2 separate regions of the Homo sapiens genome follow, and region 2 is linked to region 1. The links are chromatin loops, found by intact Hi-C in ENCODE. Cell type or tissue: PC-3. All regions are shown on one strand. Links, peaks and the distances in the headings refer to the core of each region. The heading gives the core; the rest is flanking DNA.

Region 1 (6,049 bases), core at 377-5,376:
AATGAATTCCTTGAGCACAGGCTCACTGCTCATGTGTGCTTCCCTGTGAAGTGAGTTCTTGAATCAGAAGCAATGCTCTGTGGGATACCATGGTGGTAGATAAAGGCATTCTGTAAGTTCACAGACAGTTTTTTTTTGGCAGAAGCATTGTGTGTAGGGAAGGCAGATCCATATCCAGAGGAAGTGTCTATTCTAATAAGAAGAGAGCACAATCCTTTCTGTAATGGAAATGGTCCAGTGTAGTCACCCTTCCATTATTCCCCTGGTAGATTGCTCAGGGAATGGTGCCATGTTGGGAGCTCAGTGCTGGTCTGTACTGCTGGCAGACTGCAGACTCAGCAGTGGCTGTAGCCAGGTCAACATTGGTGAGTGGAAATCCATGTTGCCGAGCCCTTGCAGAACTTCCATGCCTGCTATCATGTTTACTGTGTTCATGAGCTCATTGAGGAGTGATAGGAATGTCTGGGGAAACAGGCTGACTGGTATCCACAAAATGGATCATCCTGTCCACTTGATTATTAAAGCCCTCCTCTGCTATGGTCACCTTTTGGTGAGCACTCACGTGAAACACAAATACTCAGTGTTCACATGTGAATGCTTTATCTTGAAATGTAAATTATCTTTAAGATAATCTTGGTAATTAATATAAAGGACTAATTCTAAGGAAGAGCAGAAAATGAAAAAAAAACTATGAGTGTAGCTAGAGACAATTCTTGATTTGGCAAAGACTTAGAGGAGGCAGGGAGAAATGAACTCAGACAAGAGTAATAACCAATAAATATATAGCTGTATTTAGAAGTGAAGAGAGATGAAGTCAGAGAAGTTTATGCTTAATCCCTTATTTCTTATTGGATGTACTTTATTTGTTGAGCCTAGGAGATAGAAGGTTGGATTTAGGGTCTTGAGGTCAGTAAAACTATGCAGTGTGTGGAAGAAATCCAGGTAAGAAAATGAAATGGATTAGCATGCAGTATCCCACATGAGGTTGGAAATAATAAAATTCAAAGTCTTTTTTTTTTTTGAGACAGGTTCTCGCTCTGTTGCCCAGGCTTGAGTGCTGTGGCACAATCATGGCCCACTGCAGCCTCAATCTCCTAGGCTCAAGGGATCCTCTTGCCTCAGCTTCCCAAGTAGCTAGGACTACAGGTGCATGCCACCACACCCGGCTACTTTTTGATTTTTTTGTAGAGACAGAGTCTCCTTATGTTGCCCAAGCTGGTCTCGAATTGGGCTTAAGTGACCCTCCCACCTCAGCCTTCCAAAGTGCCAGGATTACAGGCGTGAGCCATCGTGCCTGGCCAATTCAAGCAGTCTTTAGCTGACAGTGAAAGTGGAGAAAGTATATGTTTGTCTTCCATTATAATGGGTTTATCCTGGGTTGAAGTTGACAGGGTCTCTAGTGTAAGGAATTTGAAGGTGCTTGGGACAGTGTTACCAAAATAGTGAACCAGATGGTCTAGCACAGACAAAAAATAATCCTTTTTAAAAGAAACTATTATTTTGCTCTTCTTAAAGAGTATTTTTAATAAGAAGGCAGAAGAATAGCAAGTTGTGATTTAAGAGCAAGAATTTTGAATTAAGGATTAAAGAGACCTAAGAGCAAGATACAGTACTCGTGGACATTGTTTGAAGGTAAATTTCATTAGAAAAGGAAAATGGGTTAAATGTGAGGTTAGAGTGTTGTTTGGGTGACCATTGCTTTTGTCTAAAATTTTTGCAGAAAATTTTCTGTTTTCTTTTTTTTTGAGACAGAGTTTCGCTCTTGTTGCCCAGGCTGGAGTGCAATGATGCAATCTCTGCTCACTGCAACCTCCACCCCCCAAGTTCAATCAATTCTTCTGCCCCAGCCTCCCGAGTAGCTGGGATTACAGGTGCCCACCACCATGCCCAGCTAATTTTTTTGTATTTTTAGTAGAGATGGGGTTTCACCATGTTGGCCAGGCTGGTCTTGAACTCCTGACCTCGGGCAATCCATCCGCCTCAGCCTCTCAAAGTGCTGGGATTACAGGCATAAGCCACCACACCCGGCCCAGAAAATTTTCCATTAAAATACGGGAAAGTAACCTTGGTGGTCAGTAGTTCACAGTGTCACAGATGAGAAGCTAATCATCCAAATCAGTCAAACTAGCTGTGGTGAGGGACCATTTTTTAAGTTTTTTTCAAAGCTTCTTAAAAGTTTTATTATATGTTACTACTTTTGTAACATATAATAAAAATGAATTGCCAAAAAATGAAATTTAAAAAAATATGCAAAATTCAAACATATAGTTTTTAAATTATTGGCTTTAACAGCCATAAAATTTCTTGTCAGATTACCATAAAATGTTTAATTGCTAACTCTGAATTCTAGTACTAGCTTCATGTCAGTAACAGACAGTTTTGGAGTAGTGCTTGTCCCTGGATCACACTTTGAGGAGCACTGCTCTAAATGAGATAGCAGAAACTTCAAAAATGACAGCATTATTTAATGAAGTATTAGTGGACTGGAAATAGCAGTTGGGAACCAGGAAAATCCAAGTCCTTTTCTCCTGCATCTGAAGTAACAGTGTGTGAGAGAAGGAGCATGCTCAGTTACAGAGGGTTCAGAGAGAAGTGTCACTGGAAGTGGGGCAGTTTTGTACTGAGCTGAGGAAATAAAGGGATTAGGCTTAAGAATATATAGAATGATCTTGGCAATGAAAAATTACTTCCAAAGGCCAGAGATGATGAAAGTACAAAGAGAGCGGGCAGGTAAGGGAAAGAGCTAAGTCATAGGAAAATTATACTTTGTTTTTTTTTATTATACTTTAAGTTTTAGGGTACAAAATTATAGTTTTAAAATACTAGTTGACTTTAGGGAGTTGAATGATAGACTGTTTTCACTAAGATTGCTCTTAAGTTAATCACCACTCAATAGTTTGAATGATGTTCCTGGACTTACATATACACATCCATAAAACAACTTTAAGAACATTAAAAAAAAAAGAATGCGGGTAAATGATTGACTTCATTAAAAACTAGAAAGTGTCCTGAGAACTGTCTGAGGTCTCTAAAGCTTTTGCTACAGTAGTTGGTTAATCAGTACACAAATATTTACTTGCTTCCTGTAGATAACACTAGTTATCATACTTACATGTTCAGAAATAATTTGAGTCTGAAGTCTCAATGAGAATGACTTTTTATATAATATTCAACTTGTTGATACTTTGATTTGTCATACGAACTTTTAGTTTTAGCCTTGTTGTAATCTTAGAAGTTAGAGTTGCTTCTGTTAGGATTTAACAATGTTTGGGCAGCACATATTATACAAGAAAATTAAGAATGAGCACTTAAGTAATTGACAGCTCTGTTGAGATTACAACATTTATAATGGCAAATAAAGTTTGCAAACCAAGAGGAAGCACCTGTGATTCCAGGAGTATAATAACTGAAAAAGAGCTTAATAAACTATTAAACTGTGGCTATCATCCAGTAAACACTAATACTCTTTCCTGAACTCTGCTTTGTGTTTTAAAATAGTATAAGAAACATCTCTGTCCTTTTATGCAATAACTGCCAACTTAACATTTAGGTTATACTGTTGTTTGTTTATGGATTTTGAGAAAATCCATTGAAGTTTACTTAAGAACCAACTCATTACAATGGTATTATTTACTGAATTTTATTTTCCTGATCATTAGCTAACTACAGAGTTCAACATTACAAGGTTATAACTGTACAAAAAGGATCAAAACACCACATCCTAGTAGTTGTATTAGCCAGAGAAGTAGTCATCATCTTAGAAATAAATGCTTTTGCAGCACTGAAGAGATTATAAAAAAGGAATAAGCCAAATCAGACCTTTTATGTGGTAATTTTATAATTATCTTTATTTTAGTCATTTTAGTAATAAAATATTGTTCTACATTTTAATTACATTCTGATTATTCATATTAAACTATAGAAATGCAATACTTTTCTGGTATAATTCTTATCAAAACAAAATTCAGAACGGTTCTTGAATTTTTACATTTATTATTGACTTTGAAGAGGAAGTGTTGTTAGTGAATTGTAACTTTTAATTCAGCTACTATAATTGTAATCTCAAATCCATTTAGTCTCCAAAGAGGTTTTAGTTAAATATTCTAAACACCTGGAAGCTAGGAAAATACCAACATAGTGTTCTTAAATTTTATACAAACATAATTCTAATTTAACTTTAATGTATTAAGTATAGTTATGATTCCATATAATTAACAGTCCTCAATATAATTAACAGTTCACACATTAAATATGAGATATAATAGCCTTTATGTTTGGATTACCATTTCCTCTTGTTAAACCCAATGGCTATCCCAGCAGGTTGAGATCTTGAGAAGCCGTGGGTGTAATAAAAGGGCTGTTATCAGAACATCAGATACTTCTAAAGTTAAGAGACTGTGTAGCTTTTGTTTTTGTGTCCTCTTCATTTTTTTTTTTTTTGCAACCTGTTTAGATTACTTCCTCAGACTTATCATTCTACCCTGTCCTTCTTTTACCACTAAAATACACAGAGTACACAGCCAGAAAATTAGGATGCCAGGAGGAGAGATCAGAGAGGGATGGGTTAAACAGACAAGTGATAAATTAGTTTTTGTGACTTTTGTGTTCAGGACAGTATTTGTTGTATCTAAAGGGCTAAAATGGAGCAGACATCTGGCATATATTGAATATTTACCTTTTTTAGTTCCTTATGTCAAAAATGAGTGGGTTGTAAATGTGTGGATTTATTTCTGGGTTTTCAATTTTGTTCCATTGGTCTATGTGTTTGGTTTTGTTTTGTTTTTTAGTCTATCCTGTGGTTCCATATGTATCTGTTTTATGCCAGTTACCATGCTGTTTTGATTGCCATAGCTTTGTAGCATAATTTGAAGTCAGGTCATATAATGCCTGAAGCTTTATTCTTTTTTTTTCAAGATTGCTTTGACTACTCTTGGAATCTGCTTTGACTACTCTTGGAATCTTGTGACTCCATATCAATTTTAGGTTTATTTTTTATGTTTCTGTGAAGAATGTCATTGGTGTTTTGATGGGGATTGCATTGAATCTGTAGGTTGCTTTGAGTAGTATGGATATTTTAACAATATTGATTCATTCAATCCATGAACATGGATTCTTTCCAGTTTTTAGTGTGTGTGTGTGTATGTCCTCTTCAGTTTCTTTCATCAGTGTTTTATAGTGTTCATTGTAGAGACTTTTTACTTCTTTGATTAAGTTTATTGCTAGATATTTTATTTTATTTTTCACTATTGTAAATGGGATTACATTCTTGTTTTTTTTTTCAGGTTGTTCACTGTTGGCATATAGAAATGCTACTAATTGTTTATGTTGATTTTATATTCTACAACTTTACTGAATTCATTTATCAGTTCTAATAGTTTTTTTGTGTAGTTTTTAGGTTTTCCTAAATATAAGATCATGTCATCTGCAAAAAAGGATAATTTCAATTCTTTCTTTCCAGTTCGAGTATGCTTTATATCTTTCTCTTGTCAAATTGCTCTGTCTAGGACTTTCAGTAATATGTTGAATAAAAGTGGTGAAAGTGAGTGTCCTTGTCTTGTTCGAGATCTTACAGAAAGCACTTTCAGGCCAGGCACGGTGCTTCACGCCTGTAATCCCAGCACTTTGAGAGGCCAAGGCAGGTGGATCACGAGGTCAGGAGTTCAAGACCAGCCTGGCCAGGATGTCTCTACTAAAAATACAAAAATTAGCCATGCATGGTGGCAGGTGCCTGTAATCCCAGCTGCTCGGGAGGCTGAGGCAGGAGAATCACTTGAAACTGGGAGGCGGAGGTTGTAGTGAGCCGAGATCGTGCCATTGCACCCCAACCTGGATGACAGAGCGAGACTCCTCTCAAAAAAAAAAAGGCACTTTCAGTTTTTTCCTATTCTATATGATTCTAGCTGTAGGTTTGTCATTTATGGCCTTTGTCATGTTGAGATGTGTTCCTTCCATACCTAGTTTGTTGATAGTTTTTATCATGAAGGGATGTTGAATTTTATCAAATGCTTTTTTTGAAATATATTGAAATGATTATATCAGTTTTGTCCTT
Region 2 (6,049 bases), core at 490-5,489, 110 kb after region 1:
GTCTCCAGCTTCAACAATGTCCCTGCAAAGGACATGAACTCATTCTTGTTTGTTTGTTTTTTTGAGACCAAGTCTCGATCTGTTGCCCAGGCTGGAGTGCAGTGGCGTGATCTCAGCTCACTGCAACCTCTGCCTCCCAGGTTCAAGTGATTCTTCTGCCTCAGCCTCCCAAGTAGCTGGGATTACAGGTGCCCGCCACCATGCCCGGCTAATTTTTGTATTTTTAGTAGAGACGGGGTTTCACCATGTTGGCCAGGCTGGTCTCAAACTCCTTATCTCAGGTGATCCACCTGCCTCGGCCTCCCAAAGTGCCAGGATTACAGGCATGAGCCACCGCACCCGACCCTGAACTCACTCTTCTTTATGGCTGCATAGTAGTCCATGGTGTATATGTGCTACATTTTCTTTATCCCGTCTATCATTGATGGGCATTTGGGTTGGTTCCAAGTGTTTCCTATTGTGAATAGTGCCGCAATAAACATACGTGTGCATGTGTCTTTATCATAAAATGATTTATAATCCTTTGGGTATATACCCAGTAATGGGATCGCTGGATCAAATGGTATTTCTGGTTCTAGATCCTAGAGGAATCACCACACTGTTTTCCAAAATGGTTGAACTAATTTACACTCCCACCAACAGTGTAAAAGCATTCCTATGTCTCCACATCCTCTCCAGCCTCTGTTGTTTCCTGGCTTTTTAATGATCACCATTCTAACTGGCGTGAGATGGTATCTGACTGTGGTTTTGATTTGCATTTCTCTAATGACCAATGGTGATGAGCTTTTTTTCATATGTTTGTTGGCCACATAAGTGTCTTCTTTTGAGAAGTGTCTGTTCATATCCTTCGCTCATTTTTTGATGAGGTTGTTTTTTTTCTTGTAAATTTGTTTAAGTTCCTTGTAGGTTCTGGATATTAGCCCTTTGTTAGATGGATAGATTGCAAAAATTTTCTCCCAAAAATATGGAATGCTTCACGAATTTGTCTGTCATCCTTGCATAGGAGCCATGCTAATCTTCTCTGTATGGTTCTAATTTTAGTATATGTACCCAAGGTGAGCACTAATTTAAAAAAAAAATAGAGGCAAGGTCTCACTATGTTGCCCAGGCTAGTCTTGAACTCCTGAGCTCAAGCAATCCTGTCGCCTCGACTTCCCAGTGTTGGGATTACAGGTGTGAGCCACCGTACTTAGCAGATGTTGTGGCCTTGAGTCTCAAGATGCAGAATTTCTTCTTCCTTAGGGGATCTCTGTCTTCCACTGATTGGATAAGGTCTACTCATAATTATAGAGGCCGTCTGTTGTGCTCAAAGTCTACTGATTAAACATGTTAATCACAGCAAAAAAAAAAAAAAAACAAAATACCTTCACAGCAACATCTAGATTGCTGTTTGATCAAATATCTCATTACCGTAGCCTAGCCAAGTTGACACATAAAATTAACCATCACACGTGCATTTCAACAATTGACTAGGGCCAGGTAAAAATTACCCTCTCTAAAAGGGGCATGCACTTGCCATTTCACCACACTTTCTATTCCACCTACTTTGTGAATTTAAAGTCATCTTCCTCAACCCTGTAGGTATTTAATTTTATGACCCCAGATGTATGTTGTGATATTACTTATAAAATGGATGTTTGTACACGTATACATATACTCTGGCCCCTGGCTACCTCTCTAACCTTATTTCTTAACATGTTTCTACTCTTGGTTCACTCCAGCCACACTAGGTTCCTTAATAACTCAAATATTCTAGGTGTGCTCCCATCCCAGGGCCCTGCCATGTGTTTTCTCTGCCTGGAGTGTTCTACCCCCGGAATGTCACATGAGTCTGTTCCTTTACTTTGTTCAACTTCCTGCTTCAATGTCACAAGATCACACTATCTAAAATAGTGTACCCTCTTACTACATCACTCTATTTGTTACCCTCCTTTATTATTATTTTTTTTCATAATAGACATGCTTACATGACACTATACTGTATTAGTGGATTGTCCTTTAGGATTTTTTTTTTTAACCGCTGAATCTTATACCTGAATCAGTGCTTGGCATGTCTCTGATGCTCAATAAGTGTTTTGAATGAATGAGTATGTATTAAATATACGTGTATGCTTAAACATTGTGATACATTAGAAACTTAACAGCAGGTTGCCTGGGAAGTGAGACTGAGTCTAGCAGTCAGATTTCTTATATCCATGGTGAGTGAGAGAAGGGGACATTTTAACTTTCATTTCATACCCTAATAAAGTGTTTGAATTTAAAAATTTTTTATGTACATGTATTACTTTTGTATATTATAGCAATGAGTTTTGTAAGTTTTGAAAAGACTCATGCATGGTAACCTGCACAAATTAAGCTTAATGCTTAGAAATGATAATGAAAAACTGATCTATGTTTTGGTATATGTATATTTATGACAATGTGGTTAATTTTTTTAAAATAGATTTTATTAGTGTTGTGCTTTACAAAAGGCAGGATTTATAAGGGAATTAAATTCCAGAGTAGACTTTATTCACCTGTGTTATGGAAAATATACATATAAATGATATCTTCACTTGCATTTTATGTTTGCCAAATATTTTTAACTGTTTTTGAAGGTATTTTACATGGCACTAATTCAAGCAGTTTTTAAAAGTAAAATAAGATGTTAAAAAAAATACTACCAACTTTAAAAGAACTATTAACCTGACATTCTTCTTCCACTTGATACAGAAGCAGGATTCTGTGACTGGTTAGAGATGAAGAGGGTGCCTTTTTAAAATAATTCAATCCTGTGAACACCAGCTATAGTCAGAAATGATAAGGAGAGGAGAGAATTCCTTCATATTTCAATAAATTTCACTCAGTTTAATTAGGTTTATTTAGTATATTTTAATTATAGATGTTTTCTTTTTCTTTCCATGACACATGCATTAGTAAATGAATTAAAGATTTTTATTGAATCTAAACTAGTTAAAAATATTTGGCAAATGAAAATAATAGCTAATAATTGAAGACCTTTGTTCAGGAACATTCTGATTCATTAATTGCAAAAACAATAAATGTTAAACATACAGTACAAGATCTAATAAACTGAGATCTTTAAGCTAGTTTTGATTTCTATAAACTTTCTAATGCCACTGCTGTCATAAAAAGCTTAGTAAATATTGACTGAGGATGATGATGACGATCCGTCAGTATTTTTAAGACTGGGTGGCACTGGCAGTACAGTCAGATATCCGGGACTTAACATTGTTATTTTGCCATGAGGCCCTTCCACCTGGCCCTATCCCAAAATGATGAATGTTTACCTATAGTTAGGTATTTAAATGTGTAAATATTCCAGATTCAATTATATGTGAGGTAGCTAGAGTTTTCATTCCTTAAATCATGAACTAGTTCTCTAAAGTTTAAATGATTTACAAGTCTGCAAGGGTCAAAATTGACTTGACTGAATGTTTTCCCCATAATTCCAAAAACATTATTTTATGAGTTCAGTTCAGTATAAAAATATTATGCCCCACTGACTATTCCAAACCTAAGATGTTTATGAAATGTATGAATTTATTAAGGTTTAATTTACTATTCTGTTTAGTTGTTAAGCTTTAAATGTTGTTGTACAGTATGTCTTGTTCTCTTTAGGCTTAAAAGGGTTTTATGACAATCAGTATTCTATTAATGTAGTTCCAGTTATTCCCCAAAAATATCTTCTAAAACTTCCTGGTTCTGATTGAATCACAACTGAACAATATTCAGTTACTATGTAAAGCAATCAAGAAGTTCAAAAGCCTAGGGATAGGGACTGGCTTTTTAGTTTAGTTTTATTCAATGTTAATCTGATAAAGATTTTCATTTATTTTAACCCATGGAAAGTTTAGTTGTCCTATCAAGCTTGGTTAGTTGTTCTAAACTATAAAAAATAAAAATTTTTGAAAATATTACATGAAAAAAGGTGAAAATTGAGATTTTGTCCTAGAAAGTTGGACGCACTGTTCACTTAAATTATAATTAATAATGAAGAAAACGTCATATATTTCTAAATCTACTTTCATTAGGTCTTCCTTCACCTTTTCACTTGTAAAACTTTTGTTTTCCATTCATTCTTTTGTATGATACAGTGTTTTAATTCAGAGCTAACACCACAGTAAGACAGATGGTGCAGGTTCTGCCTTTCCAGCTGAGTGACCATCAACGGGTAATTAACCTCTCAAAGCCTCAATTTCCTGACCTGCAAAGTAAGAATTGTAATTATACCTGCCTCATATCATTGTTTTAGAATAACCAAATCAAATAATGCATGTACAATGCTTTATACAGTACTTGGGTACACTTAGGAATGTAATGAAGGTAACCCATTATTATTATAATCCCAATGTTGAGTTTTTATTGTTATCATTAGCTCTTTTTTGAGATTCTGTTAATACATTTATAACTTTTTTTTAGCTTTTTAGGCATTAAACGCAATATTTTGTGAACACAATATGCAATCATTTGATTTTTCTTTAGGAACAAGTTTTCGCTGTAGTTAAGATGGTTGATTTTTTTCTTGTGAGGCATTTAAAAAAATATTTTGTGAAAATGGCATGCTTGAACTTAGATTTGGCCCTTTTTGATTAACAGTTTGTTTTCAGGAGTTGTTTATTCACACAGCAACATTTTAGTGTTCAAAAATATATTGAGAAATTCAAATCTAATAATCTTCATCACTTGTCCCCTAACCTATGAAAAACATGTTTTCCAAAGAGTACAAATTCAAAGTATAACATTTTCTTCAATGTTTTGTGTTAAAACTGTTACCCTAGAAAATACAGATATAATTTTTAAAGCTACGTTTGTAATTCCTTCTGTCTTATATCTTGGAGTTCAATACATATGTTATCTTATTTAATCCCTTCAACATCCTTGTAAGGCATCATCCCTTTTTGGAGAGGAGAAAACTGAAACAGAGAGAAAACTAACATCCCCTAGGTTACATTAAGGCCATCGACAGTGGCATAAATATTATCTAATCCTCCTGATAGCTGGGCCTTTTACTTTGCTACTGGACCCCTTCCTCTACTCATGCCTCCCTCAGAAATACAGCTGAAGCAAAACTGGTACTTCAGCATTATTTCCCTAATTTGGATATGCTTGACATGTTTATTGCACAAAACACATCACTGAGACCATGTTAAAGGCAGGTTAACACAGTAAAAGAATCTGACCTGCTTTGGAGTTTAACAGTCTTTGTCTGTGTTCAACCAAACTGCACAAATTACAACCACAGTTGATGTCTGGATTTATAAATACACGCCCTTTGATTTTTTTTGAACCTTTAAGCTCTAGCATTATATCATATGTTAGGCTACAAAAACTAAATACTGTGCCTAACAGCAATTTTATCCATACAATCATAACAGTTTATGTTTATTAGTATGTTGTGGTATTAATATTGTTGTTTTATCTGTGCTGTAGCACAATCACTAACGTAACAACAATCATATTTAGTAGTAACCATTAACCAAATAGCTATTTTGAGTTGTATATGAATTTATTAAGAGCCTACTGTGTACTAAAGACTTTTGTGAAACATAGAGTTAACAGAGGATAAGATGCAATTGCTACCTTCAAATAGATTATAATTAACTGGAGAGAAAAAATATATACTAAAAATGAACATACGTTACTATGTGCTGTTAAATGAAATAATTGGACACTTCCATGGCAAGTCACAGAAGGGAGAGATTCTTCTAAGCTTGAATAAATTTCACAAGATTTTATGGAATACTTGAGAATTGAAGTATATGAACCAATAAGATTCTGATAGAGAGGAGGAGGAAGAGGGCATTCTAGCCTGGAAGAACAGAATAAGCAAAAGTGGAGGTTTAATGAACATATTGTGTTATATTATGCAATTGAGAGAAAATTGCTGGAATTTTATTGTTAACATGTATTTAGTTTTTATTCTGTGTTTCCTGGAGAGCCTTGGGAATATAGAGCTTATTTTTTGAAGCATTAAAAATTAAACTTATACTCAAAAGAAATACTTCAATACTTTATATAAAATTTAAAGCATCTTAAAAGCCTAAAT

The links. Hi-C counts contacts between places; a loop is a spot of excess contacts. Peaks named below come from ENCODE experiments on the same cell type or tissue, not always from the same donor. Only the 100,000 strongest peaks of a DNase experiment are listed, where the experiment ranks them.
Region 2: a loop joins it to region 1, with 7 times the contacts of the local background. A loop is called at or near these places in 1 of 110 quality-filtered maps.

What each region holds. Positions count from the first base shown.
Region 1 is chr14:37,326,285-37,332,333 of GRCh38, forward strand. The region is part of intron 9 of MIPOL1 (mirror-image polydactyly 1); the gene reads left to right. Among named protein-coding and RNA genes, the nearest start is that of MIPOL1, 130 kb to the left of the region's middle. In PC-3, for the core only: no CTCF peak of the experiment used is centred there; no DNase peak of the experiment used is centred there; H3K27ac peaks cover 1,499 bases.
Region 2 is chr14:37,433,511-37,439,559 of GRCh38, forward strand. The region is part of intron 11 of MIPOL1 (mirror-image polydactyly 1); the gene reads left to right. It also overlaps the pseudogene RNU6-886P. Among named protein-coding and RNA genes, the nearest start is that of FOXA1, 160 kb to the right of the region's middle. In PC-3, for the core only: no CTCF peak of the experiment used is centred there; a DNase peak (open chromatin) is centred at 3,231; H3K4me3 peaks cover 695 bases; H3K27ac peaks cover 2,655 bases.